Linked DNA regions of Homo sapiens: region 1 is linked to region 2. Evidence: read pairs that join two places in POLR2A ChIA-PET (ENCODE). Cell type or tissue: PC-9. All regions are shown on one strand.

What was found. ChIA-PET counts read pairs that join two places held together with the same protein. Peaks named below come from ENCODE experiments on the same cell type or tissue, not always from the same donor. Only the 100,000 strongest peaks of a DNase experiment are listed, where the experiment ranks them.
Region 1: POLR2A ChIA-PET joins it to region 2 with 14 read pairs; 1 of 35 experiments calls an interaction of 5 or more read pairs at or near these places.

What each region holds. Positions count from the first base shown.
Region 1 is chr2:234,200,710-234,205,709 of GRCh38, forward strand. It overlaps LOC105373932 (a long non-coding RNA gene), which reads left to right. Exons shown (of 3, transcript XR_001739236.1): 1 at 1-348; 2 at 839-1,070; 3 at 1,701-1,906. Among named protein-coding and RNA genes, the nearest start is that of SPP2, 150 kb to the left of the region's middle. In PC-9, no CTCF peak of the experiment used is centred here; DNase peaks (open chromatin) are centred at 2,782 and 3,972; H3K4me3 peaks cover 543 bases; H3K27ac peaks cover 3,633 bases.
Region 2 is chr2:235,673,840-235,678,839 of GRCh38, forward strand. The region is part of intron 1 of AGAP1 (ArfGAP with GTPase domain, ankyrin repeat and PH domain 1); the gene reads left to right. Among named protein-coding and RNA genes, the nearest start is that of TNRC17, 160 kb to the left of the region's middle. In PC-9, a CTCF peak has its summit at 2,149; DNase peaks (open chromatin) are centred at 2,022, 2,362 and 2,772; H3K4me3 peaks cover 498 bases; H3K27ac peaks cover 2,469 bases.

The sequences.
Region 1 (5,000 bases), 1.5 Mb before region 2:
GCGAGAAATGTAGACCTGAGAATCCCCAGGTCCTTAGAGGCCTGTGGAGGTCCTCTGATTCTAGAATTTACTTCCTTTCGCCCCAGAAGTAAGTGTTAGGAAGGAAAACTTCAGAGCAGTGTGAAAGAAGGAAATGGGGGACCCTACTTATTTGGGGGCCATGGAAGTCAGCAGCTCTGAGAGGGGAGCTGAGCATGAGGAGCAAGGGGAGCAAGGGGAGACATGAGCATGAGTAGAAGTGGCCAATTGCAGCACAGAATAAGGGCAGGATGAGGGTTGGCAGGGACCTTCAGGGGAACTGGTGCCAGGCACCGAAGGTATGAGAGCCTCTGACCAGCTGGGAAACAGGTAAGAACAAATGGGAATGTGGTGTTCTTCCCAGTATCTGCTCCCTTTACCATGTAGCTTCTCAGTGCTCACCCACAATGGGCAGGGAAACTTCCCCACATCTTTATGATGGGCTGAACCCTGTGATTTGCTTTGGCCAAGGGGGTTGTTAGCCCACTTGATGCAGCAGGCACGAGTGTGCATATGTGTTTCTGCTTGTACCTGTGTACTTCTGCCACTTCCCAAGGATATGTATGACCAGCTGGCCTACCAGTGTTAGGAGGAGGACAGACCCACAGTGCAGAGCCACCCCACTGAAGCTGAGTCCAGGCTAGCTGACCCCAGCCAACCCACAGACCCAGGAGCTACCTAAACACCTACAGCTGCATGTCGTGGTGGGTTGGTATTCTGAATGAAGGCTGTAGATATCTCATACACAGCAAACTGGGCTGGAGTGGGGCCAATGTTGTCCTCCAAGGCACTTCAAGTCCTATTGCACGAATTGTATCAGTTTCTAGAAATTTCCAACACTGGCAGAAACCAAGATACTGGCTTGGGGTAAAAGAAAGAAAGCCCAGTAGGACCCAAGGAAGAGGAAACTGGTAAGCTATGGAAAGGCCATCAAGATCTATCCACGTGGAATAGGAATCAGTGAATTCATCTCAACAAAGAAACCAGGGAGTAAACCAGGAGTCTGTGACATCCACATGCAGGAAGCCTGTGACATCACCTGAAATAGCAAGGTGGGCACTGAAGGAAGACCAATACTTCAAGGCCTGTATGTGCCCTGGGGGATGCCTGGCACCCTGGAGGGAATCTCATTCATTGGAACAACACTGATTCTGATCATACCGCCCTTTGGAACAGGTATACACTGCATACTGCAAAGGATGTGAGCCTTGGCACCCGAGAAGTGACAAGGGCTAGAGCAGACTGAGATTGGTCATGTAGTATGTGTGTGCAGCCTAACAGGTCTCAACTCTCAGTCCTTCCACTCATCCTGGCAATAGGCACAAACATCAACACTGTATAGATCAGGACACAGGTTCATGTAGATCTGGTGATTTACTCTGGGTGATGCAAACAGAAACAGGCAGGACCAAGGTCCAAACCCATCCTGAACCTGAATTTTGCCCTCTTTAAAGAAGAGCCCGACATACATTATAACTACCTAAACCCTATCTTCCTGGCCATTATGGGCCTTGATTTTAGCCACTAAGAACATCCAGTTAATTGCTTCTATTTTTATTCTATGCTCACAAAGTAATCTTGCATTTATATATTGTTTTCTTATATAGACTTGTTAATGGGATGACCATAAATGTATTCAACTTTATGAAATTCATTCCTTGGTTCTCATTGTAAATTTGTAGGTTGGCATTCTCAAGCAATTTCCAGGATTTGCTGAATTTAGCTAGAAGGAGACTGGGCAGCTCTGGGTGTGCTGACCAATCAAAATTCTGGACATGGGGGAGACCCCAAATAATGGGAAACCACCCAAGTACTGCTGTTCAGCAAGACTTTGAGGTGAACTTCCTGGACAACATTTCCGAGACTTCAGGTCCTCCAACTGCAGGATGCAATGGTAAGACTGGACTGAAGGTCTTGCTTTTAGAGGGTGTGTTCTTAAATTTCACTTTGTCTTCTCAGGTTAATAGTACCATGCTTTTGTAATCTATTAATACTTTCTGCTGTCATTAGCTACCAATGCTAAGGGTAAAAATCAAACTATGGGATACTGATAGAATATTTATTTATTTATTTATTTATTTATTTATTTATTTATTTGAGACAGGGTCTTTCTCTGTCACCCAGGCTGGAATACAGTGGTGCAATCACAGCTCCCTGCAGCTTTGAACTCCTGGGTTCAAGCAATCCTCTTGCCTCAGTCGCCCAGGTTACTGGAGCTACAGGTGCACACCACGATGCCTGGCTAATTCTTTTATCTTTTGTAGAAACAGGGTCTTCTTTTGTGGGCCAGGCTAGTCTCAAACTCCTGACCTCAAGTGATCCTCCCGCCTCAGCCCCTCAAAGTGCTAGGATTACAGGTGTGAGCCATTGAGCCCTGTCTAGAATTTTAAAAAAGCAATTCGTAGTATCGCAGTTACAAATCTCAAGACTGAAACTCCTAGATCCGTGTGTGTGGCAGCCTGGTGCCGTCTGTGTGGCAGCTTGGTGCTGTCTGTGCAGTTGAAATAGCCTTGACAGCCTTGAGCCCGTGCTTGGTGGAACTCCTGCTGATGCAGTGTGAAGACACACTTCTTGTGTCTGGAACACACGTCTCAAGTGTAAATCCTCTGTTCCAAACAAGTTTGAATACGTTTTGTTTTATTTTGTTGGCTACTAATTCAAACACTTGTCCTGTGTTAATAGCCAGTGATTAATTTCGGGTTCTTTTTCATGTGGGAATTACTCAAAGCTCCTCTCAAAACTATGCTGCATTCATCAGCGTGACTCATCTTTTTCCATTTCCAGAGCAAACAGCAGGGACTATCCAGTCTGTACTTCAGGAAATGAGCGAGAGTGAAGTAAGCTGGCAAACGACTGCTATTTCTCTTCTTTTGAGTTTGAAATGAAAGGTTTTTTTTCCAGTATAAGATTATTCTTAGGCTGGGTGCAGTGTGTGCCTGTAAGCCCAGCACTTTGGGAGGCCAAGATGGGAGGATCACTTGAGCCCAAGAGTTTGCAATCAGCCTGGGCAATATAGTGAGATGCCCCCGTCTCTAAAAAAATAATTTAAAAAAATTAGCCAGGCCTGGTGGCGCATGCCTGTGGTCCCAGCTACTTGGGAGGCCAAGGTGGGAGGATTGCTTGAGCCTAGGAGGTAGAGGTTGCAGTGAGCTGTTGTTGTGCCACTGCCCTCCTGCCTGGATTACAGATAAAGACCTTGTCTCAAAAAAACCAAGAAACAAAAAACAAAAAACACCCTACTTTTTTATTTAAAAAATGTTTTACTTATTATAGTAACATAAAGAAACAAACATACATAAGAAGCATATAGTGGGATTGATTTTCCCAATGTGAACCCACTGGTGTAATCAGCACTCAGAGAGAGAATCAAAATATTAGCAGCACCCTAGAAGCCCCTGTAGGCCCCAATTTCTAAATTCATAGATGAGTTTGTCCATCCCTGAAGTTTTATATCAATGGATCACATGCTATATACTCTTTGGTCTGGGTGTTTTTTTTTTTTTTTTTAATTGCTGTTAGGTTTGTGCATTGTATCCATATTGTTGTTCAGCAATTGCTTGTTTCTTTTCATTGCTGTATAGTATTCATAACAATCCACAGTTTATTTACTGGATACTGTTAATTCTGTCCTTCATGATTAATGATGTGAACCCCCACTTTCAAGTACTTATCAGCCAATTATTCAATAACTTTTGTTCATTTTTCTACTAGATTTTTTCCTTCGGCTTAATTTTTTAATTTCTGTCTTTTATATTTTTTTAATTTTTAATTTTGAAAAAATGTTAATCTACAAAAAAGTTGCTAGAATTTCCTACTGAATACTCATAGATCTTTTCATCTAGATTCATCAGTTGTTAACCATTAATCATGTTTGTTGTATTTTTCTCTCCATCTCTCTATATATTAACTTTTTTGTGAATCATTGAGAATGAATCATGTTGATATCATGTTCCCCAGTCAATATTCACCGAAATTCTTATCTGGAGTAATTATTACTATGGTGGTTGCAAAATCAACTCTATTTTGCCTTCTACATTTATGAGTTGCCATTCTACTGTAAAATGTTTGCCACATTTGTTGTATTTTTCTGTCTACCTACCTATGTACTGATCAGCTTTTTTCTGAATCACTGAGAGTAAGCTGTAGACACCATGACCCTTTGTTGCTGAATACTTAAGTATATCTTGAATACAAAGACATTTTCTTTCAAAATTACTATATCAAATCCAAGAAATTTAACATTTTTATATTAATATTATATCACATATTATCATAAAAATTTGGCAATTATCTCAATAATGTCTCTGGAATAGCATTTTCTCCTAATGTGGTATCACATGCTGCATTTTCTCCTAATGTGGCATCACATGTTGCATTTTCTCGTAATGTGCTATCACATGCTGCATTTAGTTTTCACATCTGTTTAGTCTTCTCTAATCTGAAATAGGTTCTTAGCCTTTTTTGTTTTTTTATGATATTGACATTTTTTAAGAATATAGCATATTCATGTTGTAGAAAGTGCTCTAATTTGGCTATTTCTGGTTTCTTCTCTGAGACTAAATTAAAGGTACTTATTTTCTCAGAGTATTTCATAATTGAGGCTGTGTCCACGTCTCAATGCATCACTTCAGAAAGCTTGTGACATCATTCTGATCATTCAGACAGAGAGGTGTCAACTAGATTTCTCCATTAAAAAGATTCATTTTCTTTCCATGTAATTAATACATAATTGATTGGGAGATTAACACCATGTTGATATCATATTTCCCAGTAAAGATTCACCCAAATTCTTGCCTGAAGTAATTATTAATATAGTGGTTATAAAAATGGCAATTTTCAACTCATCATGCCTTTTATGTGTACTAGTTGTCATTCTACTATAAAAAATGTTTTACTTTTATTTATTCATTAATTTATATGTTTAGTACAGTATGGACTCCTGTTTTCACTTTATATTCATTATGTTTTTATTCACTTTTGTT
Region 2 (5,000 bases):
CATATTCTTTAAAAGAGCTAGTAAATTTTTGAATTGGCTACAGAAATCTAAAGACTAAGTAATTATTGCATTAGTCTATTTGGCTTAGAGTTAATTGCTTAGGCAAGGTATTTCCATTAGCACAGGGAAGCAAGATGGCTGGAGTCTTATTTTAAAGCACACACAGGCTCCTACATACGTGTACCTTTGGTTTGCCTGTATTCTGAACTGAAGGCATTAAGGATGAAAGGATTGGAGCACCTACCTTTTGTAGGATGATTCTCTTGTACTGTCTGGTCCTTGTTGGAACTTGTCTATTTAGGCTCTTCCTAGTTCTTCCCTCTAATGCAGAACAGTTGCCTCGGTGAGTTCAGGGCTGCTCCCTCTGTGTAAGGCTTGCAACTGATAGCAGCAAGCCAGCAGACATTCCAGAAAGACCCTGTGTCAGATCAAGGGCAGTTTCGTGTTAACTGATACACATGTGTTAGGGCAGAGTCCGTTGACTCAAGTATAATTTAATACAAGGAAAGATCAAATAATAAATGATAAATGACATTGTAGGGGGTCCCCTTGCAGCGCATGCTCTCTGCATCCCAGTGGATGCCGTCTGGGCCGGCCCTGGAACCAGCTGTGCTGTGAGTGAAGCCCACACTGGCTATGCCCATCCAGAACATTCGGTGTCTTTAGAGTGTTCTCTTGCTGTCTGGGAGGATTGATTACAGTAATAAAGTGATTCATTGATACCTCTTACTGAGGTTAGCTTTTAAAATTAGTAATTTACAACTGATTTTTGACAGCACATTTTATGAGTGGCTTTGTTCTTTAATTTCTGATTCCCTTGATTTGTATCAGTCAATTACTGTAGGGTGATAGACTTTTTTTTTTTTTTTTTGATGGAGTCTCACTCTGTTGCCAGGCTGGAGTGCAGTGAGCGATCTCAGCTCACTGCAACCTCCCCCTCCCAGGTTCAAGCAATTCTCCTCCCTCAGCCTCCCCAGTAGCTGGGACTAGAGGCGCATGCCACCGCACCCAGCTAATTTTTGTGTTTTTAGTAGAGAGAGGGTTTCACCATGTTGGCCAGGATGGTCTCCATCTCTTGACCTCTTGATCCACCCCCCTCGGTCTGGGATTACAGGCATGAGCCACCACACCTGTGGTTTTTTTATTTTATTATTTTATTATTTTTATTTTTTAAACCATTTATATTTTTATTTTTTAAACCATTTAAAACAAACAGCCTTCAGTGGAGAACGTGAGGACACAGCAATTAAATGAAATAAAATTACTGAAACAATTTGATAAAGTTTGATTTTTAAATTTGATTTGTTACTGAAAAGGACACTTTTTGTTGGTTGGTTGGTTGGTTGGTTGGTTTTTTTTTTTTTTTTTGAGACAGAGTCTCGCTCTGTCGCCCAGGCTGGAGTGCAGTGGCGCGATCTCAGCTCACTGCAACCTCTGCCTCCCGGGTTCATGCCATGCTCCTGCCTCAGCCTCTCCGAATAGCTGGGACTACAGGTGCCCGCCACCACGCCCGGCTAATTTATTTGTATTTTTAGTAGAGACGGGGTTTCACTGTGGTCTCAATCTCCTGACCTCGTGATACACCCGCCTCAGCCTCCCAAGGTGCTGGGATTACAAGCCTGAGCGACCGCGCCTGGCCTGAAAAGGACACTAGTAAGGAAACTATGTAATTCAGTGTTTCTCATTTGAAACATTTTGAACTGATTAGTCTTTTGTTATTAGAATTGATTATCTACAGTGTTTTGTTGTTACAATTGAACATTCCTAGAGTTTGCTTGCTTTTTGTAAATTACTCCAGATAGCAATTTAGGAAACTCCTCATTATTTTTGTTTAGGGCTAAAATGATTCTCCTGGAGACAGAGCAGTTGTACTTGGGGTACAAGGAAGAGCTGTGCTGAACGTCAGCCAGGGAACCTTCTAAGTCACCGCTGTGGGCTGTGTCCTGCTGTTTATTTCCTTAGGTTGGAGCCCAAGTTTCAGCATAGGTCACCTGTTAACATCTTTCTCTTTGATAAGTCATCAAAGAGACTTGGGCTGGAATATCCTGCCACCAGGGGGAATGTTCAAAAGTACATCTGCTCCAGAGGTCCTCCAGTGTTGACAGGCACATTGTAGCAAATTATTGGGTTATACAGTTAACAAATACCTTTTGTTTGGAGCTGTAAGACCCAATTATAAAGCACTAGTAGTTTTTGTCTTTTTAATGCATTAACAAACATATATTGCATGTTTATGGTGTGTTCTGCATTCACTAGGCAGTGGAAGCTGGAGCTAACTAGAGCACAGTTCCTGTCTTCAGAGGTCAGTAGCATACTGGAGGAGATGGAAAAGATTGAATGAATCACAGCCTCATGGGGTACTTGAGGGATGATATGACTATTTCTCTGCATAGCATATCTCCATTAGAGCACTAGTCCACTGTGTAACAATAACCTTGCATACATGCCTGCCACTTCTAACTAGTGAGTCCTTCCTGGGCATGAAGCACGTATCATTCCTCTGTGTACTGCAGAGTTGTAGACACTGTGCTTGACACATAGATTTTAGTAAATGTTTATGGGTGGAACTAATGAGAGAACTAGAAGAGGGAGTGAATTGAATGTTCTTGAGTTAATGGGAAGGAGTTAATGAAGGCCTCACAGAGGGGCAAATGAGCTGGATCTTGTAGGATCTGTAGGAGTTTACCAGGTAGAGAAGAGTGACTCCACCAGCAAGGTGTTTGGGATTTCTATAGTTAATTGTTAAGAATTTATTCCTGTTCCCCAGATCCTTATGACTAATGCCAACACTAAACATAAAACAGGATGTTACTCTTTCTACAATGAGCTTTGGTGTTTTTGTTTTTGAAAAATATTTTCGGTATATGGTTTTTGTTTCTGATAGGAATTCTCCTTTAGGCTATTGTCAATTTGTTTTCCTGTAATGATTTGAAACAATTATATTAACTTAAAATGATGTCACAATGAGTGAAATAATGAAAAAAAGTTATAGTTATTGAGGGTAGTCTCATGATGAGATAAAGTGCATACAGCTGCACTCATGTCGCCAGGTGATTAAGAACAGAATTGGTATTAAGGTCAACGGATTAGCAAAAAGGGAGGAGATTATTGTCTTTTCATTATTTTGAAAGAAGTACCATCTGCCCTTGATTGTTTTGGTTTAGGTTTTATTCAGCCCAAATTAGAATCCGCTGTGGTGTTGATTGTTCCTTGTTGGTGATAGCCCTAGAACTGTGTTTCCCATCGTTGATACTTGCATTCACGTTTGCTAGTTCTCTCTTCTCCTGTGAAGACATGAACGTAGCTGCTCCTTTAATTACATTTAGCTAGTTTTAATTCAGAGATGGCTATTGGCCCTTTGTTTTCTTACCATCTTTTATTGTGTTCATTTTCCTAGTTGATTTTTAATGGTGACATCACTAACAGCTCTAAAGACTCAAAGCTTACCAGACAGCACGCTTCCCTGGGTCAGAAGATGAGAGTCCTCTCCTCTCTCATTCAGTACCAGGGTGTACCAGTGAGAGGCTTGTGAAGGGATTGTTTCGGCGACTCCTTATCTAAGAAATGAAGATAATTTTTATGAGGTGCATTTTGGTCTGTGGGAGTGGAAGGGAAAATGACGGTTTCTTTCCTATACTGTCCTTTGTTTGGAATGGTGAAAATGTTTTGAATCTGTTTCTGGTGTGATCGTTAGGTCCAAGATTTCACGTGACGTTGTGTGCCGGGTGTTGTGGTCAACACACAGGAATGCTCCTTTATTCTCTGTACGGCCTTTGGGTGCATCATTTGAGTGGATGTTCATTTGCTTGAGACGATTGTCAGAGGGAATCTTGTGTGCCCTTTGCTCTCTGTGCCTGTCATTGCGAGGGTTTCTTTGAGCCGGTCTGCTGACCGTCAGGCACTTGAGATTGACTCGGTGAACAATGCCGCCAGCCTTTCTGATGCGGCTCCTGCCCTCTCTGACTCCTACACAGGATCAGAATCACTCAGATATCACTTCTGTTGGTGGAGGCGAGAGAAGAATATTTATCCAGTTTCTGCCTTTCTGCCCCCATTAGCTCTTTACCAAAAAAAAAAAAAAAAAAAAAAAAAAAAAAAAAAAAAAAAAAAAAAAAAAAGCAAAACCAGTTATTCTGTGAAAATATGCAAAGCAGAGTTTTGGCCTTGAGGATGCGTATTTGTGACTTGCTTTCCTGTACAGTAAGTGCTGCCGCCTCAGGAGCGGGCGCAGTCGCTTATGGTGCCGGTGAGCCTGCGCGGCGCTGGCTTTTGCTCCTCTGGTGCCAATGCAGCTCGTTGACAGCTCCAAGATATTTGGATATCTCACTCTTCCGGCTATTTCAGCTGCCAAACTAGAATCCCAACCTTCTGAGAGTCTGTTCTCTTTTGGATTTGTTCATAGATGTCTATTCTCTCCTGATCTGGTTCATGAACACTCTGGAAGCCAAGTTCATTGAAGACACTCTGGATGTGTAATTTGGAAGAGGAGACTGGAGCATGGAGGCTTTGTTCCTAGTATTAGAGAAACACATAGAAAGGACACAGTGTCTAGCGCTGGTTAAGGAAACTTAAAGGAAAAAGATTGGGGCTCAGAATTAGGAAGTAATTTCTCACAAGCATAGCCATTCTGCTTTGGAAGAAGCTGGCTTCTCCTATCACTGGAGGCACCCAGACTCGGGCTGGCGAGGGATTGTTAGGACGGGGGCTGTGTGTGTTGTTGCTGGTAGAATTGATGGACTTCAAGTCCCATCCTAGTTTTCAAGGTCTAGAGTCCTTTCAGGATCTAGGATTTGATTTTTGTACCTGGTCTTCTCTCAGGGGGTAGTTTTCTCCCAGGCTTAAAGGAAGATATTTGTCTGGAGTTTCTTTGGACTGTCCTCCTGCCTGCCTGCCTCCCTCCCGCCCCCACCTTGGGATCCTGGTATATTCTGCCGGCTCACCTGAGACGTAGTAAGAGTTCTGCCTGTCAGCTGCAAGGTGCTGGGTGGAAGGTCCCTGCT